Linked DNA regions of Mus musculus: regions 1 and 2 are each linked to region 3. A link is a loop called in an ENCODE intact Hi-C map of the cell type or tissue named here. Cell type or tissue: heart. All regions are shown on one strand.

Evidence for each region. A loop is a pair of places that touch in the nucleus more often than their neighbours do. Peaks named below come from ENCODE experiments on the same cell type or tissue, not always from the same donor. Only the 100,000 strongest peaks of a DNase experiment are listed, where the experiment ranks them.
Region 1: it touches region 3 in a loop (7-fold over the local background); 13 of 42 quality-filtered maps call a loop at or near these places.
Region 2: a loop joins it to region 3, with 4 times the contacts of the local background. A loop is called at or near these places in 2 of 42 quality-filtered maps.

What each region holds. Positions count from the first base shown.
Region 1 is chrX:38,633,351-38,635,850 of GRCm38, forward strand. It overlaps C1galt1c1 (C1GALT1-specific chaperone 1), which reads right to left and starts at 1,793. Exons shown (of 2, transcript NM_021550.3): 1 at 1,628-1,793. Gm52440 (a long non-coding RNA gene) reads left to right here and starts at 1,938. Exons shown (of 2, transcript XR_003953098.1): 1 at 1,938-2,079. In heart, a CTCF peak has its summit at 1,515; DNase peaks (open chromatin) are centred at 1,631 and 1,781; H3K4me3 peaks cover 1,663 bases; H3K27ac peaks cover 1,102 bases.
Region 2 is chrX:38,455,366-38,457,865 of GRCm38, forward strand. It overlaps Lamp2 (lysosomal-associated membrane protein 2), which reads right to left and starts at 1,095. Exons shown (of 9, transcript NM_001017959.2): 1 at 884-1,095. The coding sequence starts at 938. It overlaps LOC115489130 (a long non-coding RNA gene), which reads right to left and starts at 877. Exons shown (of 2, transcript XR_003953097.1): 1 at 1-877. In heart, no CTCF peak of the experiment used is centred here; DNase peaks (open chromatin) are centred at 626 and 1,116; H3K4me3 peaks cover 1,295 bases; H3K27ac peaks cover 1,245 bases.
Region 3 is chrX:38,563,426-38,565,925 of GRCm38, forward strand. Cul4b (cullin 4B) reads right to left here. Exons shown (of 23, transcript NM_028288.5): 3 at 1,508-1,681; 4 at 238-783. Among named protein-coding and RNA genes, the nearest start is that of Cul4b, 12 kb to the right of the region's middle. In heart, no CTCF peak of the experiment used is centred here; DNase peaks (open chromatin) are centred at 1,256 and 1,646; H3K4me3 peaks cover 2,500 bases; H3K27ac peaks cover 2,205 bases.

The sequences.
Region 1 (2,500 bases), 70 kb after region 3:
AACAGCTGACAATATTATGGTTTACATTGTTGCTCGTCAAGACTGAATGTTCCCCAGTCTCTTCTGCAACTCTTCAAAGTTTCACTGGACTCCTTCTACTTCCACGGTGTCTCTTACGGTTGAAAAGGACCTTAGAAGCTGTTACCTGAGGTCATTTCTCTCATTTAAAGAATATGTCCAGTTATGTGTCAATTTAAAAAAAATGGGGCTGGAAAGATGATTCGGTGGACCTGAGTTTCCTGAGGACCTGAGTTCCATACCCAGTGCCCATATAAAAAGCTGGGCAAGGCAGGAAGCCATGTCTAACCCCAGCACTGTGGGGTTGGAGGCAGGAGCTCATTGGGGCCTGCTGGCCTTCAACATATTTCCTGGTTCAGGAAGAATAAAGGGGAGAGTGATAGAGCAGGCTACCAAATGTCTGCCCCATCTGACCTTAATACTCAACGCTGGGACCCCCTCTAGTGTCACACAAAGACTTCTTTTAAATGGGGAAATGGAGAACCATAAAGGTTAAATAGCTGATCTAAAGTCACAAAGGCTATCAGTGGTAGAAGTGACCTATAAACGCGACATGTGGATCTAGTAAACATAATTGATGCTTGCACCAAATTTTCCCATAATGCTACAAGGATACTACACTGACCCTGTCTCCCCCCTTCCTGTCCCCTTTTCTAAGATGTGAGATAGGGTTTCACTATGTATCTCCAGCTGATCTTGAACTTGTGATCCTCTCGTTTCATTTGTCCATGTGCTGGTATTACTTGTGTGTGGCAACACTTCTGGCTCCTATTGTTTTCTTATAAAAGAAATGAACTTTGACTTTTACCACAAAGACAGCTGTTTGAAGGACAGGTGCAGTTTCTAAGAGTGTGTGGGGAAGTGGGTGGGGGAAGGCAAGATGGTAGTTTCCCTCTGTAATCCAGAGAACTTGGTCAATAAACACTTCCCATAGGAAAGGAGAAAGAACAGAAAAGCTATGCCTCAAAACAGCATTGTAAAGTTCACCTTTATATTACTTGTTATAATTGCAGTTCTTATCACATGATCATTATTTCTGGCCAATACTCAACAATCCAGACAAGTACCTTCATATGATTTTGTGTCAAAAATTTCCAGAATTTTTCCTCCTAACGGCAAAAATACTATTAAAACTCAAAACGTCTACTAATTCTACACAAAATTATTTGTACAAATTATCCTAACATTTTTTTTTCTCCGCTGAGGAATTAAAAAAAAAAAAGTAACACCAACAATCCGCACGATGGGATATTTTTGTACAGAGGAGGGAACTTAAAACGCACACACAAGAGAAAGCAGAAAGTATGTTTTTGCGACAAACTTTCTTTCTTTTTCTGTTTTTAGAAGGAGAAAGTGGATGGAGATCAAAATGGAGACTGGGTACCAGGATGGATATCAGTGTCCCACTGAAGGGCCAAGGGAGAAGCTCTCGGAAGGCTGCTTTCCCCACTCCCGCTGGGTCCTCCCGCCGCACCTGCCAAGGCATCCCTAGTGGAGCATGCTGGGAACGGGCTAGGGCCCAGGCTAGGGCCCTGGCCTTCCCAGGGGAGGGAGGGAAGCAGTAGCTCTGGGTTGTGCTTGAAGTGGGGGCCGAGGTTTTGGCACTCACCGCATCTAGAACGGCTCCAGGGCAGGAAAGCGCTGCCTCACGAGGCTTGGACGTGAGAGGTCCAAGGCCCACTCTGTTACGCTCGGAACCAGGCTGCTCTAGACGCAGGCGGTATCCTCTCGTTGGTGTCATTAATGACGGAGCAACAGAGGAAGCTGACGAGGGTGGGGGCGGGGCGGGGCGGGGTGGGGCGGGGCGAGAGCTGGGAACGGCGTGGGGGGCGGGCTCCGTGAGACTCGGAAAGGGCCCGCCCCGACATGCTCAGCTGTACCCAATGGGATGCCCCGAGGGGCGTGCGTGTTTTAAGGCCCGCCCACGCTCCCTTCCTCGGTCTGCCTACGGGCGTGGAAACTGCCGGAGTGCGGAAGAGAGCTGCTGCTTACCTGATGTAGATTTCTAGATCATTCCTCTAACCTACTCTAATGTGTTGGTACCCTTGTGGTGACAAGAAGGTAATTCCTCCCAGTATTCCTGGCCTGGAACCAAAATGCAAGTCATTGAAATTGTCATCGCTTTGGGGAGCAAGAATTGGCTGTGGTTACACGGGTGGTAGGTTTCGAAGCCACATAGCCTAGAAGTGATCCTTCAGCCAAGTGCTTTGCTATCCTGGAGAAGTGACTTCATTTTCACGCTGCCTCTGTTCCTTCCTTTGTTGTGTTTGGAAAATATCTCACAGGTTATCAGTTAGTGTACATAACTCCCCTAGCAAAAGGTGAAGTGTAAAGTAAGCATTCAGTAAATGTTGGTTCTGTGTATTCCACCCTGTATTGCTAGCAGATAGTGCCAGGATGCAATAAGCAAATATTTGAGGAGTTAATGAGTGTTAGAAATACAGATGGAGAACCAAGCCCAGTACAGGATAAGGGGTGCTTT
Region 2 (2,500 bases), 110 kb before region 3:
AGGAAGTAGCGAAAGTTATTCGAGAAAAACAAACAAAGCAACAAAAATCAAGCAAACCAACAACAATAACAAAAAAAAAAAAAAAAACAAAACGAAACAAAAAAACCGAGATCCTCACCACCTTTAAGTCAGATACTCACCCCCCACCAAAGTTATCAACTCATCCCTTTAGTCTCCAGAGGTTGGATATAACTTTTCTTTCCGGAAGTTACTCCAGCCCCAGTCACTATATGTATATGTATGTACGTGTGTGTGTATCCCTTCACTCTCAAAACTCCAAGGCCATTCCTTAGCTCTTCAATCACTGCTTCTCCCAGCCTCAAGTCCTACCTACAAAGCTCCCAAAACGGTGTCTCTGTCCCTTGGGCCCTACTGTCCTATCTACCTACCCCCCTATGCCCTCCCCCTCCCCAATAATTTCACGAGGGTACAGCGCCTTCCGTTCCAAATTCATTTCTCGCTCTACACTTTTTTTTCACCATCTTTAAAACTCTCCCCTGATCCAGGAAACCAAGCCTCCCCGGTGTCTGCTCCCCGACTCTTTTTCCAAGTTGCTCTCTCTAGCCCAGAGGTCTAGAACTCTGCGCTCCTCTTGCCTAATCCCTTGACGTCGTCCTCCCTCGTCCCCTTACTTGCCCCGCTGTTACTCTCAGAGGCCCTCCTGGCGGGCCATCCCACGGCCAGGCCTTCCTCCAGGTCGTGTGTCCCCCCCTCCCGGCCCCCCCGCGTCCCCCCTCCGCCGCCGCCTCGGGCCGCCGCCGCCCAGTGTCAGCTGTTCGGTCTCTCAAAGCCTTCTCAAAGACCAGTCTTTCAGGTTGTGGCCTTTGAAACTCCCCGATCCCCCGGGCCCGGCTCAAAGACACCAGAGGGCCCGAAAACTCACCTAGGAACAGAAAGATCAGGATGAGCTTTGCGCCTTTAACCGGAGAGAGGCACATCGTGATCCCTCAGGCCAGGCGACCACCGGACCGACAATTCCAACGAATCCCCTCGCAGCCCTGCGGAAGCGAAAGCACGAGAGACCACCGACCGAGGCACCCAGGCACCGCAAAAGCCTGGACTCGCCGCTTCAGCTGGAGTCATAAGACCAGGGGCGGGGTTCTTTATTCCTTTCAGCCAATCAGCATGCTTAGAAACTGAGAGGGAGGCGGTGATGTCCGGGCAGGAGGGCGGCGTGGCCACGCCCTGGCTTTTTGGTTCACAGCCATTATTAAACTAGAAAGAGTTGTGCGAGGAGGGCATTTTTTTAAGGCTAGCAGGAAAGGAGGAACTTTGATGCTTGTAGACAGTGGGTTATTTCTATTCTAGGTCCTTGAGAACAAACAGCATCATTTTTTCTGGCAACAAAACGGCTGCTAGGCCTCTCAAGATATATATGTATGTAAATTTATATATGAAAATATATGTAAAAAATAATACACGATTATTCAAGTATAGAGACCACCTACACAGTTTATACTATAGGTGGATAGGGAAGCTAGGGGGTATGGAGTCATTAACGACCAGATCAGACCATGCTCTTGAAGTTCAAAGTTATAACACTCTCTTTCCTTGATGGGGAAATTGAAGTCAGAAAGAGGAAGCATATTTTTAAATAGAGGAAGAAAAAAAGAGAGAGAAATAAGAATAGAAGGAAATCAAGATCACTCCCATTACTACCCAGAGACACTCTTTACAAAATACATAAACTCCCAGATATTTTTCTATCTGGAATACAAATACAGTTAATGTTCTCTAATGAGTTCATACTAACCCGTATTCTGTACGCTTGCCAAGTGAACAGTAAACAAACATGTCTCAAAACAACAGAGGAAAACAACATTAACGTAAAACTCCAGAGTTGGAATAAAGCAATGACCTTCAAATGTTGCTTCCCAAAACACACACACTCACACACACACACACACACACACACACACTCTTCTCAGGGATTTTGGAAGTAGTTTTTGTTTTGTTTATTTTACCTGATGATGCCTTAGAGACTCTGAAACAAATGCCCTTTTTCCTACAAGCTTACTGTTTGTTTGAGGTTTAATCCTCACTAAGTTGCCTAATAGTTTGACCTTACACTTAAAGTATAGCTGTAGTTCAGGTGGCACTTGAACATATGATTCCTCTGCCTCGGCATGCCTAGTAGCTTGGATTGCAGGGTTTCTCCTCCCATCCTGTCTTATTCCTTTACTAAACAAACACCTGGGGTGATTCTGATGCTGAGGCCCATGAACTGCACTTAGAAAAGTACTAAAAGCCGTGGTGGCGCATGCCTTTAATCCCAGCACTCCAGAGGCAGAGGTAGGCAGATCTCTGTGAGTTTGAGGTCAGCCTGTTCTACAGAGCAAGTTTCAGGACAGCCAGGTTCTGTTTGCACAGAGAAACCCTGTTTCAAAACAAACAAACAAATAAAAAGACAAAGAGAAGCTCTAAAACATAGCTTCAAAGTCATGCAGTTTGGGAGATCTTTAATCTGTGGCTCTATTTAAAAATAAGCTTAAGAAGAGAT
Region 3 (2,500 bases):
GAGACAGACCTCAAAAACATTGGATGGAAACACTCAAAGAGTATGCTTCACAGGAAGGACACAAACACCTCGGGAAAGAACCCTCCACCAAAAACAGGACCTCCCTTCCACTCATTGATTACGCATAAAACATTAGGCAACCTCTATACTGTTCAATATATTAACATAAATAGCACACACGTGACTGCTCAAGTGTCAAATTCTTAGTAGGTGATTATGGATTTTGGCCTTGGTTACCTTTAAAGTTCTTGATCACTAACTTCTTAGCTGAGCCGGGCTTGCTGTTAGCAAAGCTAGAGACCGCGGTAGAAGATTTAGCCAGGCCGTTTGCATGGTGCACTGAAGCCACAGAAGAAATTAATATACTCTTAGTTTTAAGTTGTTGCTGCTGCTGCTGCTGTGAGGTTGCAGCAGTTGGCGAAGATGAGGAAGATGAGGAGGAAGATTCCTCAGCCATTTTCGTATCAATCCCTACAAACTCCAGGGTGTCTTCAAACCGCAGCTTCTTCTGTATAGGTACGTGGCTGGAAGTGGCCACTGGAACCCCAAGGCAGAAGGACGAGGTTGAAGGGGACGCCGAATCTCTGGGTTGTGGAGGGGTGGAAGAGGAAGAGGTGGAATCAAAGTCTTCTCTCTCGTTACTACTGTTACTGCTGCTACTGCTGCTGTTTAACTTTCTCTTCTTGGCAGAGGTGGGCGGAGTGGTGCTGGTATTACCATCAGTGGCAGATCTGACCTCCTGAGCAGCAGCAGAAGCAGCAGAGGGATTGGGGGAAGAAAAACCTGTTGGAAACATGAAAATAGCGGGGTCAACAGGCAGAGGAGCATCAAAAGCCTACGTTTATGTGCCTGCGTGCTTGTAGGAGAGGTGGCAATGCTGGAGGGGGAAGGGAAGGAAGAGGAGAAGCACAGAGGACGAGGAGGAAAGTGGGGGGGGGGGCACACCGGGGGAATGGGAGGGCTTGGGAAGGCGGATAGGCTGACACCGGCAGTGAACAGAACGGGGGGTGGGGGGGTGAAGGAGGCAGACAGGTAAACAGCCCTGCCGTCCCCCCTCCCCTGCTTTCGTCCCCTCTTCCCCACTTTCCGCAGGCGCGACTGGGGAGAGGGAGCCAGTGAAGCTTGCAGCTCCTCCTCCTTTTCTCCCTCTCTCAGGGAGGGGAGCTGCAGGGCTGGAGGGGGAGGGGGAGCGAGCCAAGGCTTGTTATTGTCAATAGCACAAGAGGCTAAAGATGGCGCCACTTCCGGTCACGCGGCGCCCGTGGAGAGGCGGCGTCACCCTCGCGGAGTGGGGGGTGGAGAGGAGGACCCGAGCGGCCTGGGAGGCGGGGGCGCCGACTCACCGTGGGGCGGCTGGAAGCGCCCGGAACGCTCACTCCGGGCAGCTCACTCGGGGTCCGGTTCCCGCACCCCTTCCCTGCCGGCACCCTCCCCACCGGGCTCCCTCACCGTCGGCCACCCGATCCTTAAGGGTCCCGCGGGGAGCTTCGCGCCACATCGCTCTTACCGGAAGTGCCTGGGCAGACACTTTTCATAGCTCCCAGATCCTGAAGCCCCCGGGTCCGCCGGACTTGAGGTGGGGGGGTTGGGGGAGGGAACACGGGGGGTAAAAGAGGTGGATAGGGAGGGCGGGGCGGACCTTGGCGACACCTTCGGCGCTCTTGATTGGAGGTTTCCGAACCTGCGGAGGGCGGGCAGATAGGGTTGGTTGGGGGGCGGGGGGGCGGGAGAAGAAGCGGGAAGCCTCCGGTGAGGCAGAGTAGGTGGTGCAGGCTAGGGGCGGGGTAAACTATCTGGGGAAAAGAAGAGGGTGGGAAGAAAAGTAAGGCGAAGGGAAACTTTACCAAGATGAAGGACTAAGGAGTTGCAAGGCCACGGGAAGAAGCTGAAGTAAGAGGAAACTTAAGCATGCCCCCTGCTAGAGAGGACTATCGCTATGATCAGGGAGCGGAGAGGGCTTAGCTAGGAGGAAAGTTTTTTACTCAGTGCAGCAACACAATCTCTCATTTTTCTCTGTAACACAACATCCCACAGGGCCCGCATTTTGATTGCCTCAATAAGAACAGCTGGACGGACATTCTGTTACCTTCCTACCGAGAGCATTTTCTAAGATTACTGGCAAGAGTAAAGGTACTTTCGAAGGCCATGTAGCCTCATCCAGCACAATTTCAGGGTTCACCCCTCCCACCCTATCAAATCAGTAATCTGTAAACCAAACAAAGCTCAGACTCACTTCATTTACCAACTCTCAGTTTAGATACACTATTGGCAAAAGTCTGTTTCCCTACCAGTGTGTTCCATGAGACCTCAAGTTTTAATTAAGATTGTTGATAAAAAAATAAATAAATAACTCGGAATTTAAATTACCAACGATAAACTCTGTAAAGTCTCGGATTTTTGTTTTGTTTTTTTTTACTTAACCCGCGGGACAGTTTTTAGACAGCACTGGCAAATACCTGTCATTCCGGTGCTCTGGAGGCTAAGGCTGGAGTATACCTAG